Linked DNA regions of Homo sapiens: region 2 is linked to region 1. Evidence: read pairs that join two places in POLR2A ChIA-PET (ENCODE). Cell type or tissue: GM12878. All regions are shown on one strand. Links, peaks and the distances in the headings refer to the core of each region. The heading gives the core; the rest is flanking DNA.

Region 1 (12,608 bases), core at 3,524-8,523:
CTTTTGTAGAGGAAGAGATGATTAGACGAGAAATACTTAGTGTCTGGCACAGATTTATACAGAAAAAAATTTTTGTTTTTAGTTTCTGGTCTTTGTTGTTACTTTGTTGGTAGTAAAAAATGAGTTTTTTTTTTAATTAGCCAGGCTTTAGGCCTTATCCAGTGAAGGACAACTTGAAGATGAGATAGAGCATAAAATTCAAGCTATTTCTAGAGATTGATACAGGTTCATTAGCTGGACAATTAAACTTTTTACTTGTCTTGCAAGTCTTCAACTTAGATTTGTCATATTTGGTTATCATAATCAAATGGAAATAGTAGTTTTTGCCCCATCTTGCTGAGCTTTTAGATTTTGAGATCATTTGTAACATACTCTGAAATTCAGTGAATTTTATTTTTTTCTGCTGGGGGCAGGCACATTTAATTACAGAAAGCCATTTGCCATGGAATCTTTTTTTCTAAAAACTACCTAGCGTTAAAAAAAAATCTGATCATAATTACGTTGCTAGCAAGATAAACTAGCAATAAGTATATGTGGTATCAACTAATATGAAAAAAATTATCTGTAAAATGCATCTGGGACACTTCTCATTTGCTATTCTTAATTTGCAGTTTTAGGAATTGTCTCGTGGTGGTTGAATGTGATCAGCATTTTCTTTTATGAGCCTGGGAGTCTTATTAGTGAAAGATTTGGCAAAAGTTAGAAGAAAATGTCAGGCATTCGGGTCTTCTCAAGGAATGAGATTTTTCAGTATGTAACCAATTTTTTTGGATAGGCAAAGATTTAACCCAAGTAGTACACTGTACAAAGGTGCCTTTAAAACTCAGCATTCTTTCTTGTGTAAAACCTCATAAAAATTTTATGGAAATTTATGGGTATCAATTTTTCTTAGATTTAAAATTAAAATAGCTTTTGAGTACCTTGGGAAATAGTATATTCTTACAAAGTAGATGACCTATTTATTCAGTTGAATGTCCTTGTGAAAATTGACGTTGCTTTACTGACACTAATAATCTACATGCAGTTGAGCAAGCCCAGAAGCCAACTTTGGAATATTTTGAAATGTTTACCATTTTGAGTACAAAGTAATTTTAGAATCTTGGATACCAGCTCACTGAAGTGTTATGGTAATATCATACCCATATCATTTCCGTTACTTATATTTGTTATTGTTTAAACAGTAGCCAAAAATGGCCAGGCACGGTGGCTCACATCTGTAATCCCATTACTTTCGGAGGCCAAGGCAGGAGGATTGCTTGAGACCAAGGAGTTCAAGGCCAGTGGGCCATATAGCAAGACCTCATCTCCATTGAAATATATATATTTTAAAGTAGCCAGAAACATGTACTTACTTTACTGCCAAGGATATGGCTGTAAAGTCTTGAGATCTTTAATAAATAACTTGAATGTCTGAATGACTTGGAAACAAGTTCTGAATTAGCTTACTGATTTCATGTGTCTGGCGCTATTTAGCTAAATCCACCCTCCTCAAAATGTAGAAATTGTTAAGGGACAGTTTCTTGTTGAGACAGTTTCTGTCTTAGCATCATTTTGTGGTTAGAATGTAGTAAACCTACTCAAATAAGCCCAATTAAGAATTAAATCTATTTTATGAATAGGTCTTTAAAAACCCAATTGCAGAACTACAAACCAGGCCTCTTTCTCCCCTTTGTGGGTGGGGGTCAGATTCTCCTAGAAGAGAGGGCAAACTAGGTATGATTAGTATACCTGCTAGAAAGAACAGTTAAGTGGCCAGGGCAAACAAAGTTGTCTCTTGGCTGTAATAATTTTTTTCTGGACTCATGGGCAACTAAAGAAACATGCTAATTATACTGATGCTTAAAGGATTTGCCCTCTATTACGGAGGGTCTGTGGGAGTAGAACTGTAACCTCTTCTTTATAAGCGAGTAGTACAGAAAAGGGAGAAGGAGAAAGAAGAATCCTAAATATGGAGGGGAATCATCTGGAAAGAGCTCAGATTAATTTTTATAAAATTGTGTAAGATTTTATAAGATTATATATTTTTATAAGATTATAACCTCTTCCTGGAAGCCTCATTTTTAAACTGCTTATGGTAGTGACATTTTATTATACATGAATTTAACTTTTGAATATCCAGCTGTACCTGTCTTGACAGATAAAATGACAGTTTCAGTAGTACAGACAATTCTGCCCATCCTAGGAAGCTTATGCCCTTGCAGATGAGAATCTGCTGTTCTCTCTTAGTTTGTACATGTCTCCCGTCAGATGAGCATGTCATATGTAGTGTAAATACTTTAAATAAAATCATGGCCCTGAATGTTATTGTACTAAATGTTACATTATGATTTAAGGAGATTTTCGGGGTAATTTTGACTATGTCAGTTTTGTGGATTATTTGGAAGAGTGGAATTTTGTGCACTCTGGGCTCGAGTCTAAAGTTAGTGTGTAAAGCCAAAGTCAGAATCACCCTTGAAAGTTCCTCAACTCATAAAAGCCAATATGAAATCTTTTGTGTACATATACACTCTTGAGCATTAATTCTTACACACATTTAAATTGGAGAGTGACTAAGCTAGACTGAAAGGCAAAAGGAAAGTATACAGGTGTTGTATATTCATTCAGCTTTAAACATGGTATAGGTAGGGAATTCTAAAATGTTCCTTCTTGCCTGCCAGCTTTACTTCATTTTGTTTTAATAATAAACTCTAGAATCTTAATTCTTACTAATCGTGTATTTGTTGTGGGAATTTCAGGAGCTCGTTAGCCTCACCTTTCTGTGAGATAGCTTCTGAAATCAGTTGGCTAAATTCTAAGGTTAGCCATTAAGTAGGTTTATGATAAAACTTTGTTTTATTGTAGTTTTCATTATTTCCCTTTTCTTTTGCTTTAGTATTTTAGTAACATCACTTTTAAGATGTTACTCATCTCAAAGGAGGCAAAGGAAGAGATTTGGTATCAAGTCCTTCATTCAACTAAAGTAGAAAGAGAGGGAAGTAGTATGCCCCTCTAGGCTGGTGGTTGCTGTGGGAATCAATGTAAAAACCCCTTTAAGAGGATAAAAATGGGACAGTTAACTGGAAACTTACCAATGAGACATTCTCTTTCTAGAGCTTTTTCTTTTCTAGCATGTTCCCCCCAGTTTTAAGAAGATAACCCACACTCTTATCTGTTTCTTCAGTATATAATCTCAATTGTGAGATTACAAAATAATTTCTCTTTAATAATATGCCCAGGTGAGAATGGGAGTAAAATTCTGGTTTTCTTTATTTGGTGCTAGTGTCAGCAGTGACTGAAACATAGGCTGTCTCAGTCTGGGCCCTGTAGTACAATGCTCAGACCTAGGCTGGCTTACTCTTCATATGGCTCTACTACCTTAGTATAGAGGAGGAACCGTAAAGTCCAAGATTGGGCACTTCATTCACACCACTTAGTAGGCAGTCTCCTAAGGAAAGAAGAAAAGTGTATGTCCGGAGAGACATAAATGGCTAGTCAGCCATAGTTTTTTGGGGGGAAAGGAGGAAGGGGAGAGTACCCTAGGATGCACCCTATATTTCACATATTGTTTCTACTACTTTTGGTTAAATTGTAGACAAGTCTGTTGTTGGAATAGGCCTTCTTAGTGCAGGACATAGTGGTATTTCTGTATTAATTACTTAAAATATAGTTGAAAAATGAACTTTGAGAATACCTAGAACTGAAATAGATGCATTTGTATGGTGGCAGCTGAGATCTGATCTAAAGGCCAGTTGAGGGCTAATAAGGAGTGAGGTTAAATTTAAGCTTATTACTCTTTTAGGAAAATGATGTGAGTTAGGGTTGAGGCCAAGAAATTCTTACTATATTCTGAAAGTAGTGAGACTTCATTCGTTAGAGCTAACCTCATAGTGCTCACTATGAGCACTCACCTTAAAGGTTATTATCTGCCTCTTGAAGAAGCACTTACTCAGCGGATCCTGTAACATGTGGTTCTGCCACTTTGTCCATAACTGATTAGACCAGGGCAAGCCTCTGGCTCAAGGCTAATGGCTTATGAAGTGGCCTGGTATGAAAACTGCATAAACAGCAATAACAAGATTAATCATCTTTCTCTTTCTCTTTCTCTCCTGTAAACTACTCCTTGAGAGGAGAAAGACAGGCAATTCATAATGGGAATTTAAAATAACAGTTTGTTCACTTGTTCATTGGTTCATTCAACACTTTTTTGAATGTCTGCTGTTAGCCAGGTACTACTCAAGGCACTGGTGATTTATTCATGAACAGAACAAAATTCATGCTTTCATGGAACTTGGGTTTGAGTGGGACAGATAATAACCATGTACTAGAATGTTAGCAATGGTAAGTGATATGAAGAAAAATGAAGTGGGTTGAGGGGAGAGAGTGTGCTTAAAGGGGAATTTAGATAGGCTAGTCAAGTAAGGCATCTCTGAGGAGCTGTATTAAGAGATTTATTATACGGAATTAGTTCATGTGGGTATGGAGGTTCATAGGTCCCAAGATCTGCAGCTTGCAAGCTGAAGACCCTGGATAGCTGATGGTGTAGCACCAGTTTGAGTCCAAAGGCCTGAGAACCAGAACACCGAATGTAGTTTCAGTCCAAAGGCCAGTAGGCTCAAGATCTAGGAAGAGCTGATGTTTCAGTTTGAGTCTAAAGGCAGGAAAACACCAATGTCCAAGCTCAAGGCAGGCAGGAAGAGTTCCCACTTATTCATACTTTTTGTTTTATTCAGGGCTTCTACTGATTGAATGAGGCCCACCCACATCACAGAGTGCAGTCAGCTTTACTCAGTCTGTTTATTTATATAAATGTTAAAATTATCCAAAACACCTTCACAGAAACACCCAGAATAATGTTTAACCAAATATATGGGCACCCTGTGTCCTAGGCAAGTTGATGCATAAAATTAACTGTCATAGATAGGTCTATTGGTAGCCAAAGAACCAGGTTAAGTAAAAATAGATAGGCTCTAAGTTACCTCAGTGACTTATTGCCAGGATTGCCTGATGATTACAGCTGTCTTAAATTCTGAACCTTGTTGTATTACCTGAATTATTTTCCAGGGTCTCTAAAGTCTGGCTATATGGTTGCATTGAACTTATTCTTTTCTCCTTAAGTATGTTTTATGTAACTAGTTTAACCTGTGTGTTTCTACATTCAGGCTTGACAGCCTAGCCATTTTATGGACGGGGCGGAGCGGGGGCGGTCAGCCTGATATATAAAGATATCACAGAAATAAACCTTGAGTCATAAAAACCTAATATAGCCGCCCCCCTTTACTAATGAAGAGAAACACTGGTAAAGACACATGAAACAATTTATTAAGTAATTTGTTACTTTAAAAAGATTTACATTTTGGTTAACTTTTTTAGCAGTTGTTTGTTCTAACTCTGTGAAGAGCCTGTTTTGGAAATCTGAAAATGTAGGAGATGCAGCTATTGTCCTCAGAAAGACCATAGTCTGATAATAAAATCTGCATAAGTAAATATACAGCAAAGTAGTTTAGATGAGAATTTAGGTTAGAGCTGGTTTGAATGGAAAAGGCTTATGAAGATCACATTTAAGCTAGTCTTAGACAAAATTTGGATAGATACAAAAGAGTGTTAAAAATATTTCATGAAAGGGAAAGGGAAATGAACAAATGAGATACATCAGAGTTTGGGGGATGGTAGTTTAGCTGTGTTGACATGGTTGTAGTCTTCTTGCTGTAGGAGTAGTAACAGGTGAGATTTGAAAGTTAAAGCCGAACCTCAGTATTTCCATACTTTTGGTTGCACATTAATTCTTTTGAGCCTCAGATTATTCCATCTGTTAACTGGGATAATAATGCCAATATTTGTTCATATGTTTTAATCAGTTACATCTAAATTCTATAACAAGAGTTCCTTTGTTTTTAATCTCAGAAGCCTTCTAAGTAGGGAAATGAGTCATCAGAAACCATGGCATTTCCTTCTCACACATACTCTTGCTGTTCAAGCTTCATGATGGAGAGATCAGTATATCAAATGCATCCTCTATAAATCTCACCAGTATCCTTAATGCCCTTATCTTGGTGAATGTGGAAAAACTCAAAGTGCTTTTTTTCTGTTCTCTCAACACAACAATCACAGAAGACTTATGTGATCAAATGTTGCATAGGGGGAGTTCCCCACACACCAAGCAAGCGATCAGTTTTGCAGCAGATGCCTGCTAAGTGTCTTCCAATTCCATTCTGACACTAGTTACCTGGAGATAGCATGAGATCTCACAAGTCGAGGGCCCAGTCCCCTCCCACCGCCACCAGATACCAGTCTCAGGTCTGGAACTTCTGACTGGCTCCAAGTTGAGGTTCCCATGCCCCTCTCTTTGGGTTAGATTAATTTGCTAGAGCAGCTTTACAAAACTGAGGGAAACACCTTTACCAGTTTATTATAAAGGATATTACAAAGGATGCAGATAATGAGATGCATAGGGTAAGGTATGGGGGAAGGAACACAGAGCTTCCAGACCTTCCCAGGGCACGCCATCTTCCAGAATCCTCCACGTGTTCAGCTATCCGAAAGTTCCCTGAACCCTGTCCTCTTGAGCCTTTCATGGAGATTTATTGGATAGGCATGATTGACAACCATGTGGAAATGGGATTGGACAAAAAGGGTATAATCTAATACTAACAGGCCGAGTGGAGAAACCCACAAGCCTGTCTGTCCAAATTCTTCTTAGCCTTTCTGTGCAGCATTCCTTTCTCAAGGGTGTGGGACAGGACCACTTCTGAAATGAGAGTCTTATGACCTGCAGTCAGAAAGGCAGGGGAAGATTAGACTCTTGCCTTGAGCTGGTGAAAGGAGGATGGGAAAATCAGAGAGAGAGATTCTGTTTTCTGAGGCCTGGAGCACCCCAACATCATAACCAAAGTCTGTAACAAGGTATATGGGAGTTAAGAGCCGGGAGCTGTGGATGAAAACCTATATATATGTTCCCTATATATACAATACATAGAATTATATATATGTTATTATCTAATATGTAATAGATATATAATATCACACTTGGAAATTGCACTTTTTCTCAGTCTTTTGATGATACTTTTTTATGGTAGTGACACACTAATATCTCCATCCGTATGGCCACACATGTGCTCTGGATCCCATTCTTTTCTTCCTTTTTGGAAATAATATGCTATCTGAGAAACCTATTTTCTTTCTCATTCCCCCATTCTCACTCTTCCTCTCTTTATTGGATCCTTTTTGTTAGCATATAAACATGTTCAGGTTGTCTCTATGTTATATGTGTTATACTATGCTATATCATATATACTATATAATCTAATTATCCTCCCTTGACCATTTACTCCTCTTTATCTATTTCATCTTTGGTCTTCTTTGTTAAACTTCTCTAAAGAAGTAGCTATATCCAGTTTCCTTATAAATTTCCCAGTTACATGGCAGCTCATTTTAATCTAGCTTCTGCTGCGTTCGCTCTACTCAAATGGCTTATTTGACACCTCTGTTAAAATCAATGCTATTAGCCATTTTGTTCTTTAAAACACTCTCTTCCTTTGGCTTCTTCAGTATGTTCTTGTTTTCTGTCTAGGTCTCTGGCTGCATCTTCTGTGGCTTCCTTGTCAGCTCATCTTTCTCCAGTTGCTCATTAAATGTGGTTGTTATAAAGCTGAATCTTAGGTATCTTTTTACTTAACGACTACTCTTGAATAACTTGTCTCTCATTGCTCCAGTTACAGTGACAACTCCTACATTTATCTTTCACCGAGACTACTCATCTGGGATCCAGTTCTATATCTAGATACCAAATTGATATTTCCATTTGAATGTCTTAAAGTTATCTCAGACTCAACAGGTTTAAGACTTACAACTTCTCTTCCTCCATATTCTCTTTATCTTCAAGATTATATTTTTGGACTCATTGTAGTCCAAAATTTGAAGGACTCAAATTCTCTACCCCTTACATTGTAACCATAGTCAATTAATCATTCTAAGATTCAGTTTCATAATCTGTAAGATGGAAAAAATGTAGTACCTTTCCTAACATAAGGAAACATCAGACAAAATGTGAATATGGGATGTAATACCACGGACTAGATTTACCCTCTAGCTGTAAACAAATAGAAAACCCTCCTAGGGTTGTTTTCAGTATTAAAATAGTATTTACAAAGCCCTTGAAACAGGACCCCATGTAAAGTAAGATTTTTTTAAAGTGTCTGCTTTATTGTTGAATATGGATATGAAGTTGTCAGATGAAGCTTGCAATGATGCTTAAATGCTTATATTATAAAAAGCAGTTCTCAAATCAGTACTTTTAAGATTGCATTTTAAGAAACTAAAAGAAAGAATAGCTCCAAAACAAGCAATGAGAAGAAAATAAAGATAAAATAGGAAGCATTGAAATATAAAAGTGTAAAACATTAGAGAAAAGTAAGAGAAATTAAAATCTTGTTTTTTTGAAAAGATCACTAATAGTGATAAAATTCTAGCCAGACTGATTAGAAAAAAGAAGACACAAATGAGATTAATAGGAATGAAAGAGGAGAGATGAGTATAGATTCTATAGACATTAAATTGGACAACTTAGATTATTAAATGAGCAATTTCCTTGAAAAACACAAACTAACAAAGCCTGTTTAAGAAGAAATAGTTGCCAAACAGCCCTATGTTTATAAGAGAATGTAGATTTATAATTAAAACATTCCCTCAAAAAGAAAACAACTCATCATAGAAGACTTCACTGAGATAGTCTATGAAACATTTAAAGATGAATATCATTTCCATACACTCTTTCTGAAAATAAGAGGGAACACTGTTGCAACTCATTTTATGTCAGCATTACTCTAATATGAAAGAAAACTACAGTCCAGTATTCCTTATAAAATAGATGGAAAAATCTTCAATGAAATTTTAGCTAGCTGAATCAATACATAAAAAGGATAATATTTTATGACCAAGCGGGATTTATTCCATGAATGCAAGGGTGGTTTAACATTTGAAAATCAATCAGTGTAATTAGCCATATGAACCAACTAAGAAAGAAAACTATATGATTATTTCAGTATATTCAGAAAAGTCATTTAACAGAATTAGTACCATTAATGATAAAAACTCTCAAACTAGGATTTAAAGGGAACTTTCTCAACCTGTCTGTCAAAGGACAACTAGTAAAATCCTATAATATATATATCATGCTTAGTGATGAAAGACTGAATGCTTTCTCTCTTAAGATCATGAACAGGCACCACTTCTATTCGGCATTGTATGGAAATTATAGTTAGGGCAGTGGAGCAAGAAAAAGAATTCAAAGGCATTCAAATTGGAAATGAAAAAATAAATTGCTTTTGTATACAGAAAATCCCAATACACAAAAAAAGCCTACTAAGATGAATAAGTGAGTCTATTACAAAATCATTATACAGAAATTCATTGCATTTCTACATACTAGTAATGGGTAATTGGAAATTTAAATACAAACAAATTAAAATAAAAATATTAGCATTCAAAATCTTAATGCTTATGGAGAAGTTAAACAAAATTATGTAAAGCCTGTATGTTAGAAATTATTATACAGGCCTATGGAAACAAGTGTCATGTCTGTGAATCAAAAAACTCAAAATTACTATAATACCATTTCTCCCCAAATTGATGTATACCATAAATGCAATTCTAGTCAATATCTTTGCAGGCCTTTTTTGTAAAAATTGACAAGCTTAGTTCTGATATTTATATAAAAATACAAAGGACCTAGAATAGCTGACAATTTTAAAAAAGAACAAAGTTTAATGACTTAAATTGCCTGATTTTCACACTTACTAGAAAGCTACATTACTCAAGACAGTGTGGTATTGGCCGAAGGATAAACATATTATTAATGGTATAGAAAATAGTTCAGAAATAGGCCCAGACACATATATTTATCTGATTTTCAGCAAAACTGCTAAGGCAATTCAGTGGAGGAAACTGGTAATCTTTTTAACAAATGATTTTTGGACAATTGGACATCTGAATGCAAAACAATGAATCTTAACCTTTAAGTGGGCAATGATTTCTTAGACATACAGAACCAAACTGTGAAAGAAAAAATAAACCAGCTGTACATCATCCAAATTAAAAACTTTTGATCTTCAAAAGTCACTGTTAACACAATTCCTATCAAAATCTTAGCATTATTTTTTGTAGACATGGACAAATTTATTCTAAAATGTATATAGAATTATGAAGTAACTGGAAACAATTTTGAGTAAGAAGAATAGAGCTGAAAAAAATCACACCACTAGATTCTAACTAAGACGTAACATACAGCATTATACTCAGGACACTGTGGTATTGATCAAAAGATAGATCAGTGAAACAGAATTAAAAGTCCAGAAGTAGACCCGTACAAGTAGAGCCAACTGAAGTTTGACAAAGATGCAAAAGTAATTCAGTGGGGAGAAATGATGCTTTTTGCAACAAATGGTATTAGTATAATTAGATAATAACCAAAGAAATAAACTTTGACTTAAAACTCTTATACAACAGTTATCATAGATCTAAATGTAAAGTGTGAACTATAAAACTTTTATAAGGAAACAAAAGAGAAGATCTTTTTGATCTAGGGCCAGGTGAACATTTCTTGTACCAAATCCATAAAGGAGAAAAAAATAATGACTTGGGCTTCATCAAAATTAAAAACTTTTACTCTGTGAAAGACACTGTTAAGAGCATAAAAAGGCAAGCCACAGACTGGAAGAAAATACTTGGAAATCGCATGTCTGATAAATGTGTATCCCGAATATATTTTAAAAGTCTCTAAACTCAACAGTAGGAAATAAGACAATGCAATTAGAAAATGAGTAAAACACTGAACAGACACTTCACCAAAGAGTATATAGATGACAAAGAAGCACATGAAAAGATGCTCAACATGATTAGCTACTAGGAAAATGCAAATTTAAAGCCATGATGAGATATGACACACGTACTAGAATGGCTAAAATTAAAAGTACTGGCAAAACGAAGAGTTGGTAAGAATGTAGAGGAACTAGATCTTTCACACATTGCTGGTGGAAGTGCAAAATGATACAGCACTCTGGAAAACAGTTTGCCAGTTTCTTATAAAATTAAACATGGAGTTACCATATCTTACTCCTGGATATTTACCCTAAAGAATTGAAAACTTATATTCACACAAAAACATGTACACAAAGCCTTAGAACAGCTTTGTCATAGCCAGCAAGGGGTGAATAGATAGCAAATTGTCATACATTCATACAATGAATAATATTCAGTAAGAAAAAGAGCAAGCTATTGATATACCAACACCTTGGAGAATCTTAAGGGCATTATACTGAGTGAAATAGCTATTCAGTTCTTTTCCCTATTATAAAAATACGGCTGTCTTCTTATGAGTTTTAAGCCTATATACATTCCAGATACACATCCTTTGTCAGATGTTTTACAACTATTTTTTTCCCAGTCTGTGGCTTGCCTTTCCATTTTCTTAACAGTGTCTTTTTATTTTGAAATAATTTTAGGCTCACATAGAAGTTACAAAATATTACAGTTTCTGGGTACCTTTCACCCAGCAACAGCATTTGACAAACCATAGTACAACTATCAAAATGAGGAAACTAACACTGGTATAAAACTATTAACCAAACTAGAAATTTTCCTCAGATTTCAAAAGATTTAAAAGATTACTTATGGTAATTTTAATTTGTATAACCTTTTTTTTTTTTTGAGACAGTCTCACTCTGTTGCCCAGGATAGCATGCAGTAGTGCTATCATAGCTCACTGCAGCCTCTGACTCCTGGGCTGAAGTGATCCTTCTGCCTCAGCCTCCCAAATAGCTAGGACTATAGATGTGCACTACTACTGTGGCAGATTTTTTTTTTCTTTCATTTTTTATAGAGATGGGGTCTCTCTATGTTGCCTAGGCTGGTCTCGAACTCCTGGGCTCAAGGAGTCCTTCTGTCTTGGCCTTCCAAAGTGCCAGGATTATAGATATGAGCCACTACTACTAACCTATAACTTTTTAAATGAAAAAAATGATAGTGACAAAGAACAGATTAGTAGTTGCCGCAGGTAGACTTGGGAGGAGTATGTGATTATAAAGGGATGGCATGAAGATGTTTCTTTGAGGTGATGGAATAGTTCAGTATTCTTTTTTTCTTTTTTTGAGACAGAGTCTCATTCTGTCACCCAGGCTGGAGTGCAGTGGTACGATCTTGGCTCACTGCAACCTTCGTCTCCAGGGTTCAAGCGATTCTCCTGCCTCAGCCTCCCAAGTAGCTGGGACTACAGGCATATGCCACCACGCCCAGCTAATTTTTGTGTTTTTAGTACAGACAGGGTTTCACCGTGTTAGCCAGGCTGGTATTGAACTCCTGACCTCAAGTGATCTGCCCTCCTCAGCCTCCCAAAGTGCTAGGATTACAGGAGTGAGCCACTGTACCAGGCCGGAATAGTTCAGTATTCTGATTGTAGTGGAGGTTATACTAATATAAAGTATGTGATAAATTTGTATAGAACTATACACACACAGGGCATGTAAAAACTGGTAAAATCTGAGGAAAGTTTCTAGTTTGATTAATAGTTTTATACCAGTGTTAGTTTCCTCATTTTGATAGTTGTACTATGGTTTGTCAGATGTTGTTGCTGGGTGAAA
Region 2 (12,608 bases), core at 3,394-8,393, 71 kb before region 1:
CCTTGTGCATACGTCGTGTTGCACTTAAATGCATAGGATAAATTTCCAGAGGTAGAGTTCCTAGGCCAGCGTATGTGCATTTGTAATTTTATGTATTGCTGAAGTGTAGCCTGTAGAGGTTGTCCAACTTCCATTCCACCAGCACTGTGTAAGGATGCCTGCTTCTTATTACCCTTAGACGTCTTTCATCTTTTAAGGGCTGTTTGTGTTTTCTTTCTTTTGAACTGTCCTTGTCTTTGCATGTTTTTCTATTGCTTTGTTGCTCATTTTCCTAGATTTGTAGGATTAATTTTACAAATTGGCTCCATGCTATTTTTTGGAAATGTTTTTCCCCAATTTGCTGTTTTCCATTCTATGGTAGGCTATTATGTATGGTTCCAACTTTATTTTCTTCACCAGATATCCATCCATTTGTCCCTACACCATTTATTAAATAATCCATCTTTGTCTTAACTGATTTAAAATGCCACCTTTACCATTTACAAAATTTCCACGTGTATTTGGTACCATTGTTTCCATTGACCCATCTGCCTGTTTGGGACCTGAGCCATCCTGTTTTTATTATTGTAGTTTATGCTGTGTTTTCTGCTAGGTCTAATTCCCTTTTATTTCTCTTCCTTTTCAGAAGTTTTTTTCTGGCTTCTATCTTGTTTATTTTATATGAACTTCTAAAAACAACCCATCTAGTCTAGTCTGTACCCCTCCTCTGCCAGTCTTTCTGTTGGAATCACTTTTTTTATTTTATTGTGGTAAAATTATGCACAGCTAGATGCACAAGCATTACAGTCCAATAAGTTTGCCTTTGTATACACTTGTGCAATCCCAGATCAAAATACAGAACACTTCCATCACCCAGAACCTTTTCTTACATCCTTTTCAAGTTACCTTGCTCCCCAGTGATTGGCTTCTATTAAATGGATTCAGTGTACTGTTAGGATTTCTTTGTATTTATAGAATAAGTGACAGCTTTATGATGTACCTTTATATCCAAGAATAGGAAAAACAACCTTTTCATTTGTTGAAGTCTCATTTTGAGTTCCTGATAGCATTTTTAAACATTAAAATTTTTTTTTGCTGTTTTATATATTTAAGTTTTTTTTTTTTTGCTGGAAATGGCATCTTTTTTTCCACTTTTATCTTCTATCTGGTTATATATAAGAAAGCTTTTTATTTTGTATATTAGTTAATATTTCATATATTAAATAATAAGCCCCCTGTAGAATATTTATTATTTCTAATAGTTTTGTAGTTGAATTTTTTATTTTTCTTATGTCATGCCAGCTTTTTTGTTTCCTTTGATTTTTACCTCCTCCCTCCCCCAACTTTTTATACTCTTATATTTTTTCTTATTGCATTTATAGTGGTGATTTTAGAAGATTATAGTTTTCCTCCATTATATGTAAAATGAGCCAAAATATCTGTTTATCTGTTGAGTATTTAAATGTTATGAATAATAATGAAATTAGGGAGGGATTATGGGAATACTTAAAGTAGTGTGAAGTTTTCTCTCTAAAGTTAATGTAACTTGAAATGAATTGTGGTTTTCAAAATGTTAAATGGACAAGTTGGGGATCACTTGATAGTGAATGTAGGATTAGCAGTTAACTGCCTTGTGTCTTATTTGATGATACAGTCATGCACCACATGGTGAGGTTTCGGTCCATTACAGACCACATATGTGACAGTGGTCCCATAAAATTATACCATATTTTTACTCTATTTTTTCTATGTTTAGATACACAAATACTTCCCATTGTGTTACAGTTGCCTGCAGTATTCAGTACAGTAACCTGCTGTACAGGTTCGTAGCCTAGGGTCAGTAGGCTACACCATATTATAGCTTAGGTATGTTGTACTATCTAGGTTGGTGTAAGTAGATTCCATGATGTTTGCACAGTGACGAAATTGCCTAATGATGCATTTCTCAGAAGGTATCCCCGTCCTTAAGCAAGGTGTGACTATGTGTATAGGCTGCTTTCTATGTGCTTAGCACCCAGAGGCAGCTCCCGGAAATATAATTTAGTCTGGTGTCAGAGAGCATGCAGTCAAAGTAGAGGTCAAGATATGAGAAGTATGAAGTGAATGAATGTAGACAGGAGGGTCTTAAGCTTGGAAAAATGCAAAAATCAAGTCAGGAAAGCACAGGAGTGAGAGGGTGCAAAGAGTGAGTTTGATTTGGCAACTGGATTGGGGCAGGTTGCTCATCCTTATAAAATTATATGGTAGTTAGGTACTTAGCTGAACTTCAGTAGAGATCTCATTGCTTAATGGGGATTAAATAGTTTATTTTCTGTCTCTTCTTCCCTTCCCCTGCTCCCACCAAAAAGCTAAGGCAGTTTTCTACTGAAGGACGCATACATCGTTAAGTAAGCTAGAAACAAAAAGTTAGAACCTCGGGAAAACAAGTATCCAGACTATCCTAATGGTATAGGAGCTAATGCATATTTGGTGCCTATCATATACCAGGCACTGTTCTTGTGCTTTATGTATGTTAAATTGTTTAAACATCCCACAGCAACCCTACAAGGTGGGCACTGTTACTCCCATTTTATACATGAGGAAACAGGCATAGAGAGATTATATGGGAAGTTGTTGGTGATCTTGTTGGGTGGTTTTATTAAAGTGGGAAGAAAGAAGCCAAGTTGAAGATGGTTAAAAAACAATGAATGATTTTTCTTTTTAAAGACAGGGTCTCCCTCTGTTGCCCAGGCTGGAGTGCAGTGGTGTGATCGTAGATCACTGCAGCCTTAAACTCCTGGGTTCAAGTGAATCTTCCTGTCTCAGCCTCCAGCCTCCCGAGTAGCTGGGACTCGGCTGGCGAATTTTTAAGTTTTTTGTAAAGATGGGGTCTCACTGTGTTGCCTAGGCTGGTCTGAAACTCCTGGCCTCGTGATCTTACCACCTCCGCCTCCCAAAGTGCTGGGATTATAGGCGTGAGCCACCACACCCAGCCCCTGAATGAAACACTTTGAAAAAGAGTGAGAAATGAGCAAGTGCTGACACAGTGGGTGCAGACCACTCTTTTAAGATTAGCTCTGAAGTGAACAAAGAAATGGGTTGGTGGATAAAGGAAATTGTGAGGCTCAGAAAATGAGTGAAAATGGCATTGCTGTATGTAGGAAAGGGGATGCAGAGTACGGGTAGAGAGTTTGGCCCTCAGTAGAGGAGAGATCTTTTCCATCTAACAGGAGGAAATGCAGAAAAGTTGTGTGCCCTTGCGAGGAAGTTTGGAAGTTGGAAGGTGAAGGCCTATTCTCCTGGCTTTCATCTTCTCTGTGGTTTCTGTTTGCTCAATGAAGCATGAGATTCATACGGGCAGAAAGGGATGGGAGTTTGGGGAGTTTGAAGCAGTTTGCCAAGAAGTATTGATTGTTCATTTAAGGTTTAAAATCTTGAATTTAAAGTGATATCAGTCAGCCTGGTTTTGTGACCCCCCACCCCCCCAGCATTATTTAGCTGATTAGTTACAGGCACAGATTAAGGCAGGTAGTTGAATTTACCCAGGGTGAGATTTTGCCAGGTGTATTAGAGTTCTCCAGAGAAACAGCAAATCGGAGTTATAGGTAGGTAGACTGAGATTTTAAGGCATTTGTTTTTGTGAGGGCTGGCAAGTCTGAAATCTGTAGGGCAGGCAGGAAATTCTTGGTCAGGAGTTAATACTGCAGCCTTGAGGCAGAATTTTGTTTTTCTCAGGGAAACTTGTTTTTGCTATTAAAGCCTTACCAAGTGATTGGATGAGGCCTACCCACGGTATCAAGGATAAGCTCCTGTACTTAAACTTGACTGTTTGTAGATATTAATCACATCTACAAAATACCTTCACAGCAACTACATTAGTGTTTGAATAACTGGGTACTACAGACTAGCCAAATTGACACTTAAAACTAACCATCACACCAGATCAGTTCAAAAGAAGGAAAGGGGGACAAGGGAAATAAGGACCTTTTAACTAGAATGCTTATTGTGTGGTGGTGGTTGAGTGTGTAACTGGCCACAGGGTTTGAGTAAGTTAACTTGAAAGATTGAATGCCATGGTCAGAGTGGAATACCTGAAAGAGAGATTTCACAAGTATGACAATTATTGACATTAATAATGCTCAGGTTAACTTTGGGTGTGGGCTTCCGAGGTGGAATTCAGAGACAAATCCTGAACGTGAGGAGGCCAATGAGTTAAAGAGTCTGAGGTATTAAAAAAGGGTCAGTCTGCATGCATGGTGAAATCAGCAACTAGTGAGGGGAGTAAGGGTACGTACTGTAAACCAGTTGTAATGTCCTCAATGAATAAGGAAGAATTGGAGGGAGGCTAGACGAACAAGAAAGGTTAAAGGTAGTGTAACAGGCTAAGTTTGCTTGTCACAAATTGGGAATTTCAGAAGGCCAAGTAAAGGAATTAGGAGGATGAAGAATTGAGTCAAATGGAGGACGTACACAGCAGTGTGGCAGTGAGAATTCAGAGAATAATAGATAACCAGGGAGAGCTGGATTTTTTCTGGTGACCATAAGCAGGGATGTGAGGTATGAGAGGATTAGTCCTGATACAGGAGATGGTGGTTATCACTTTTAGTGTTGTAGGACTCTGTGGCAGTGCTTTCAGACTGTTACTCATGACCCATTAGTAGGTTATAGAATTTTGGGAGATCACAATTTCTGTTACGTTGTTAAAAGAAATGAAATAGAAAATACCATAGTGTGTCATGTGTAATAAGGGACTAAGAATTTTTTAACGGTTTTATTGAGATATAATTCACATACCATTATAGTTATCTATTTGAAATATACAGCTCAAAGCTTTTTTAGTATATTCCTGGAATAATGGAGCCATCATCACAGCCTAACTTTAGAACATGTTTGTCACCCCAGAAAGTAACCTCATACTCACTAGCAGTCACTCCCCATTTCTTCACACACACCCCCTCCTCTCCCTGGCCCTAAACAGCCACTTACCCACTTTCTTCTCTATAGTTTTGTTCATTCTGGCTATCTCTTTTTTATTTTTTTGAGATGACGTCTTGCTCTGTTGCCCAGGCTGGAGTGCAGTGGCGTGATCCCGGCTCTCTACAGCCTCCACCTCCCGGGTTCAAGCAATTCTCCTGCCTCAGCCTCCCGAGTAGCTGCGATTACAGGTGCCTGCCACTAGGCCTGGCTAATTTTTTTGTATTTTTAGTAGAAACAGGGTTTCACCATGTTGGCCAGGCTGATCTTGAACTCCTTACCCCAAGTGATCTACCCACTTCAGCCTCCAAAAGTGCTGGGATTACAGGTGTGAGCCACTGCACCCAGCGCATTCTGGATCTCTCATGTAAGTGGAATCATACACTGTGCGATCTTTTGTGACTGGCTTATTTCACTTAGCATGATGTTTTTAAGGTTCATGTATCATGTATCAGTACTTCGTTTCTGTTTTTTTTTCTTTTCTTTTTTTTTGAGACAGAGTTTCACCCTTGTTGCCCAGGCTGGAGTGCAATGGCGTGATCTTGGCTCACTGCAACCTCTGCCTTCCTGGTTCAAGTGATTCTCCTACCTCAGCCTCCCCAGTAGTTGGGATTACAGGCGCATGCCACCACTGCCAGCTTATTTTGTATTTTTGGTAGAGATAGGGTTTCTCCATGTTGGTCAGGCTGGTGTTGAACTCCTGACCTCAGGTGATCCCCCACCTTGGCCTCCCAAGTGCTGGGATTTCAGGTGTGAGCCACTGCTCGGCCTTTTTTTTTTTTTTTTTTTTTTTTTTTTTTTTAAATTAGATCAGGTCTTGCTCTGTCACCCTGTTACCCAGGCTGGAGTGCAGTACCATGATCGTGGCTCACTACAGGCTGAAACTCCTGGGCTGAAGCAATCCTCCTGCCTCAGCCTCTTGAGTAGCTGGGACCACAGGCACATGCCACCACACCTGGCTAATTTTAAATTTTTTGTAGAGGCAGGCTCTCCCTATGTTTCCCAGGCTGGTCTTGAACTCCTGGCCTCAAGTTATCCTCCCACCTTGAGCTCCCAAAGTGCTGCTGAGATTAGAGGCATGAACCACAGTGCCTGACCTTCATTTCTTTTTATGGTGAAATATTATTTGGTTGTACGATATGCCACATTTTATTTACCTACACTTCATTTGATGGGCATTTGGATTGTTTACACTTTTTGGCTATAGTAAGTAATATAGTACACAAGTTATGAATATGAACATTTGTACACAAGTTTTTTTGTGTTGTATGTTTTCATTTCTCTTGGGTATGTATCCAAGAGTGGAATTGCTGGGTCATATGGGTAACTCTATGCTTATTATTTTGAAGAACTGCCAAACTGTTTTTCAAAGTGGCTGCACCATTTTACATTTCCACCAGCAAGGTGTGAAGATTCCAAATTCTCCACATCCTATTCAAGCTTGTTATTGTCTGTCTTGAAAATAGCCACCTGATGAGAGTGAAGTGATAGCCCATTGTGATTTTAAATTGCACTTCCCTGATAGCTAATGATATTGAACATAGTTTCATGTGCTTCTTGGCCACTTTTATATCTTCTGGAGAAGTATTTCAGATTCTTTGCCTATTTTAAAAATTGAGTTATTTATCTTTTTATTACGTTGTAAGAGTTTTTTTTTTTTTTTTTTTTTTTAAGAGATGGGGTTCTTGCTCTGTCACCCATCCTGGAGTGCAGTGATGCAACCTGGGCTCACTGCAGCCTCAAACTCTTGTACACAAATGATCCTCCCTCCCCAGCCTCACAAGTAGCTAGGACCACAGGTGTGCCCTGCTAATTTTTAAAATTTTTTGTAGAGATGGGGTCTCACTGTGCCGCCTAGGTGCTGTAACTCCTGGGCTCAAGTGATCCTCCCACCTTGGCCTCCAAAAGTGCTGGGATTACAAACATGAGCTTCCTTGCCTGGCCAAAGAGTTCTTTATATATTATAGATACAAGTTGCATAACAGATGTATGGTTTATAAATATTTTCTCCTGTTTCAGAGGTAGTCTTTTTACTTTCTTGATGGCATCATTTGTAGCACAAAAAGTTTTAATTTCAATAAAGAAATCCAATGTATTTGTTTTTCCCTTGTGCTTTTGGAATCTTTTATAAGAAGCCAATGCTTAACTCAAGGTCATGAAGACAACTTCTGCATTTTCTTCTGAGTTTTATAGTTTTAGCTCTTACATTTAGGTCTGTGATCCATTTTGAGTTAATTTTATGGTGTATGGTATAAGGAAGGCATGTGAGGTAATTCTTTTGCATATAGACATGCAGTTGTCCTAGCTCCATTTGTTGAAAATACTGTTCTTTCTTACCAAATTGTCTTGGGCATTCTTGAAAAAAAGGCAGATTTATTTCTGGACTCTGAATTCTATTCCATTGATCTATGTGTCTATTCTTAGGTTCCCACGGTGTGTTGATTACTGTAGTTCAGAATTTTTTGAAAGTTGTGTTTCACATAGATGTGTGAGTATATTTATATATAGATACACACAGAGGTGTGTGTGTAATGGGTTATGTTGGAAAATGTTGGAAAACCTATGGTGTCTCCCCATTAGTTCACTCGCTTGTGGCAACTTAGTGGAGTATGTTCCCTCTCAGGTAATATACAGAGAAGACAGGTTAGAGGGTCTGTCTGTGAGTGTATGAATTCCTTTTAGATTGGATGACTGATTTTTCTTACTTTAGTAAAGTTTTCAAGTGCATGTGGACTGAAGGGCAGTAAGGAGGGCATAGAACAGCTATGGGAATTCCTAAAGAATTCATCAGAGATGAATGTAACGATTATGGAGTGAAGTATTTGAAATTTTGAAGTTAGCAGGGTTTTGTACTGTGCCAGTCTTTCATGATTTAAAAAAAAAAACTTTTTTGAATATATTAAGCATGTCTGTGTCGGATAACTTAAGACATTATATAAGGAAAATTATATAGATAATTTAAGGTTTGGGAATGATGCTATCTCCTTCTAGAGAGGATTTTTGTTGACTTTGGCAGGAGGCAAGCTAGTGGCACTAGCAATCCCGAATCATCTTAATCCAGTCAGAGACTATGATGTTTCAAAACTGGGTTCCGGAGTCTACGAAGGCTGGTCTATTTTATGTTTTATTTACTTCTAGGTATGACCCCTTGGAGTTCTAGCATAAAGCCAGGGATGTTATCAGCCCCACATGCCCCCACCCTCACACTTTCTTGGGCCCTTAACTCCAATATTTAATCCTCTCTAGTCATGTAAATCTATTGCAAGTTCAAGCTCAGCTTCTCAGCCACGTCTTTGGAATTGGCAGATCCCTTCAGGGGGAGAAATGGCCCCGGATGCCAGACTCCCTTATGAGCTTTTCCTTACTCTCCCAGATCTTGGTCTTCATGCTTTTTCACTACCTTGGCACTCTGATGCCCTCAAACAGGTTTTTTGGTTTTGATTTTTAAAACATTTTTTCTGGGGACTTGGGCAGGTGTCCAGTTTTTCTAGTTGCTCTCAGTACGATAATTGGTTTGAATTATCTAGTTCACCATTTTAAGGAAAGCGATTTGTTAGGTTGATCAAGGTTTATGTCATAAGATTCTCTGTTTGAAATTGTAGTATATGTGGTTTCAGTTTTTCCTGAGGGTAAGATTTTGGGTACCAGTTTCTACAGATTATAGAAATTATTAGAAAAGGGGGAAATAGCCTTAGGAATAGAAATGGGAGGGAAAATGGCAGAGAAAACTAGATATTTTTGCAAAGTTTGGGAAAGATAAAGGTATAGGGTAACATTTTCATGTCTATTAGGAGTGTAAAAGGGCATTCATGTATCAAAGGCGCTGACATATTTGTTGTAATGATATTGTCATAATTAAAAGGCTGTAGAATCTAGGTATTGTGGGGGTGGCTTTGAGAAGTATCTACTTAGTCGTGTTGAATAAAATTTTTAAATTTCGCAGAGAAACCCTAGGATACTGAGTCATTAATTGAAGGAGTCAACTTTGGGGCTGGACTTATGGTTGTGTCTTATAGCAGTATAAATCTGCGCAGCCAGTAGTATGTAAGGGATTGCAGAAAGAATTTAATTTCATAGAACCCATTATTAATATGAGAGATACAAAATGATACTGATTTTGATTTAGCATGCCATCTTCATTTATGTATGAAAATAAATGTAAGGTCTTAAAGAGTTTTTGTTTTTGATTCTCTAAGCTATTCCCATACTTCTTAAATTTCAAAATTACAAAGTTTTCCATACATCTTAATCATTATAATTGAGGAAAAATGGTATATCTTTAATAGCCCCTTCTTCTCTTGAGAAAATGATAGATACTGGGTGTATTTCAGAAGGTTTTATCAGCAGAGTTTTGGTTGATATTTTAAACTTTTTGAGGATAGGAATTGTTTAGTAAAATGATGCCCTCTCTTTTTTGGCTCCATCTTCCAGTATATGTGTCATAGGAACCTGGTTTAAGTTCAGTGTGTTTCTTTGTTACACCTGTCAGTAGAATCGGCTATTACTGTTTTTTGGTTCCTTACAACTGAACATTTTGGTCACCGTCCTCACCCACTTTTTAAAGTGACTTCATTCTCCCACATCACTCCCAACTGAAGAATGTTCAGACATACACATTGAAAGAATATTACGGTAAACACCTGTATACTTCATTTGGATATTGTGGTTGTTAGCTTTTTTGTCATATTCGTTTATGTCTCTCCTAAAAGTAAACACATTCTCTTACATATGTCATACTTAAGCCCTTAATATCTAGTTCATATTCAAGTTTTGCTAATTATTCCCCCAAAAGGTCAGTTTGTGCTGCAACCAGGTACTGTGATTTCTCACCTAGTTTCCATAGCTCTTGTGAAGGTGTTTTCGTGCATGGATAGTGTTCAAATTGATGTTTCTGTTAGGGGACAATCACTGGAGAGTCCTATTCTTCCATCTTATTCTGCCCCTCTCCTCCAAAAAGGTCAACTTGTAACTGCTTTTTTCAAACCAATATTCAATCAGTTTATGAACCACATTTGATCGTTGTTGCTTTAGTCACTTATACAACAGTTGTCCTGTTTTCTAGTTTTTTTTTTTTTTTTTACACTCATGATATTGGCTTCTTGAAGAGACCAGGCCATTTGTCATATAGAATGTTTCCCATATTTTGGATTTGTCTGATTTTCTTGTAGCAATTAACTTTTATCTCAATTCCCACTGTATTTCCTAAAGTAGAAGATTGAGCCTAAAGACTGGATTATATTTAGTTTTTTTTTGGCTTAGTTACTCCTGTGTACGTTATATTGACTCATAACACAGGCATCAGGTGGTTTGCCTAAAGTGTGATCATTTGGTGTTAAGGTGGTATTCACCAGATCTATCCATTATAACAATGGGTTTCCCCTTGACAATCAGCAGATCAGTGAGATGACGTTTTGGTTCCCTTTGAATATCCTGTTTTCCAGCAGCCTTTTACCTGTGTGTTGAGTCTCTTGGTGAGCTTTGAATCAGTTATTTCATTTGGGCTTGCAAATGGTGTTTTTTTGTTTTTCTAACCCTATCATCCTTTTTTTTTTGAGATGGAGTCTTGCTCTGTCACCCAGGCTGGAGTGCAGTGGCACAATCTCTGGTCACTGCAACCTCCACCTCCTGGGTTCAAGCGATTCTCTCACCTCTGCCTCCCGAGTAGCTGGGACTACAGGCACGTGCCACCATGCCTGGCTAATTTTCATATTTTTAGTAGAGATGGGGTTTCACCATATTGGCCAGGCTGGTCTCGAACTCCTGACCTCAAGTGATCTGCCCACCTTGGCCTCCCGCCTGTCATCCTTCTTGATCAATTAATATTAACCAGCTTTCCTCTGTTAAGAAGACCTTTCCCTCTTGTCAACTGGGATTGAACTACAGTTCTTCCTAACAAGATGAGATAAATGTTTATTTCTCTTCAATATACCAACTCTTTTTAACATACCAATTTTGAAAATTTAACCAATTTGGAGTAGTCATCTTCAAAAAGTGGCACATAACTTTCAGTCTCTCTGTATCACAGGGATTTTTGTTTTTTTCAGAAGTTTTATGATCATTTCAGTCATTCTTTTTAAAATAGTCTTCATTTGTAGAAGTTTTAGTTTTACAGAAAAATTGAGTATATACTACAGTTTCCATATACCCCAGACCCAATTTCTCCTATAATTAACATCGTATGTTTGCATGGCACATTTATTACAATTAGTGAAAAGTATTGGTACATTATTAACTAAAATCCATAGCTTATTCAGCTTTTCTTAGTTTTTAGCTAGTGTTTTTGTTTTGTTTTTTCAAGATCCCATCTGGAATACCACATTACATTTTGTTGTCATATCTCCTTAGGATTTCTTAGCTGTGAGTTTCTCAGATATTCCTTTTTGTGATTACCTTGACTGCTCAAATATTTTGTAGGATACCGTTTTATTGGAATTTGATGTTTTTCTCATTTTTAGACTGGCCTTATGGGTTTCTAGAAGGAAAATCACAGAGGTAAAGCATCATTTCATCACATCCTGTCAAGGGTATGTACTGTTAACATAATTTATGACTTGATTTTGACTTTGATCACCTGGCTGAGGTAATGTTTGTCTGATTTTTCCATTGTAAAGTTACTCTTTTTTCCTCCTTTTCATACTGTAATACTGGGGAAAGGTGACCATGCACAGCCCACACTTTAGGGAGTTATGTCCTGCTTCTTGATGGCAGAGTATCTACATAAATTATTAATATTTGGAATCCTTCTGTGCAGGAGATTTTTATTTTCTCCCATTTAGTAATTTGTTCAGTCATTTATATCAGTATGGACTCATGGTTGCTTATTTTATACTTTGGGTTATAGTCCAATACTATTAATACTTAATTTTGCTACACACATTGTTTCAGATTTGGCCATTGGGAACCCCTTTAGTTAGCTCCTGTGCCTGTGACATACTTCCATCGGTGTGGGTGTTTTGTGAGCACTTACTTTCTGGCACTGCAGGATACTCCCAGCTCATCTTGTATGTTTTCTACCCTAGTCCTGGGATCAGCCGTTTCTCTAAGGAGCACTGTTTCCTTTAATTAGAAAATGGTATTAGAAACAAAGATCTAGGTGCCCTTGTTGCTACTGGGATGTTGTGTTTTAGGTACTCTCAGCAGATAGAGCAAATAAATATATTCATATATTAGAAATATCTGTATATCTATGTGTCTAGAGAGAGATATAAGTATTTAATATTATATATCAGTATTTATATGTGCATAAATATTTGTAACCATCTGTATCTATATAAGCTAAACATGAATTCTTAATGTCTTCAACTCTAATCTATTACCATACGGATCATTCCTGGTCCTCCCGTTACTGACCAGTAAATTTCCTCCAATAGCGGGAAACCTGCCTCCCAGCACACACCATTTATTTACTTAGTTGTTCAATTCCAACATAGGTCTTATAGCAGTATCAGAATTGTTAACTCACACCCAATGGAAACAGCTGTATCAACTAGGAGTGTTTTTTGTTTGTTTGTTTGTTTTTTGTTGTTCAATTCTTCAGAAATTTCTAAGTGGACAATCATGTCATCTGCAAACAGAAACAGTTTTATTTCTTTTCCCCCCTCCGTCTGCATGCCTTTTCTTCCCTTTTATTGTCTTATTGCAGTATTTAGGACTTTAGGTATGATGTTGAATAGGAG

The links. Peaks named below come from ENCODE experiments on the same cell type or tissue, not always from the same donor. Only the 100,000 strongest peaks of a DNase experiment are listed, where the experiment ranks them.
Region 2: POLR2A ChIA-PET joins it to region 1 with 7 read pairs; 2 of 35 experiments call an interaction of 5 or more read pairs at or near these places.

The regions. Positions count from the first base shown.
Region 1 is chr10:48,385,490-48,398,097 of GRCh38, forward strand. The region is part of intron 1 of MAPK8 (mitogen-activated protein kinase 8); the gene reads left to right. Among named protein-coding and RNA genes, the nearest start is that of MAPK8, 85 kb to the left of the region's middle. In GM12878, for the core only: no CTCF peak of the experiment used is centred there; a DNase peak (open chromatin) is centred at 5,902.
Region 2 is chr10:48,314,510-48,327,117 of GRCh38, forward strand. The region is part of intron 1 of MAPK8 (mitogen-activated protein kinase 8); the gene reads left to right. Among named protein-coding and RNA genes, the nearest start is that of MAPK8, 14 kb to the left of the region's middle. In GM12878, for the core only: no CTCF peak of the experiment used is centred there; no DNase peak of the experiment used is centred there.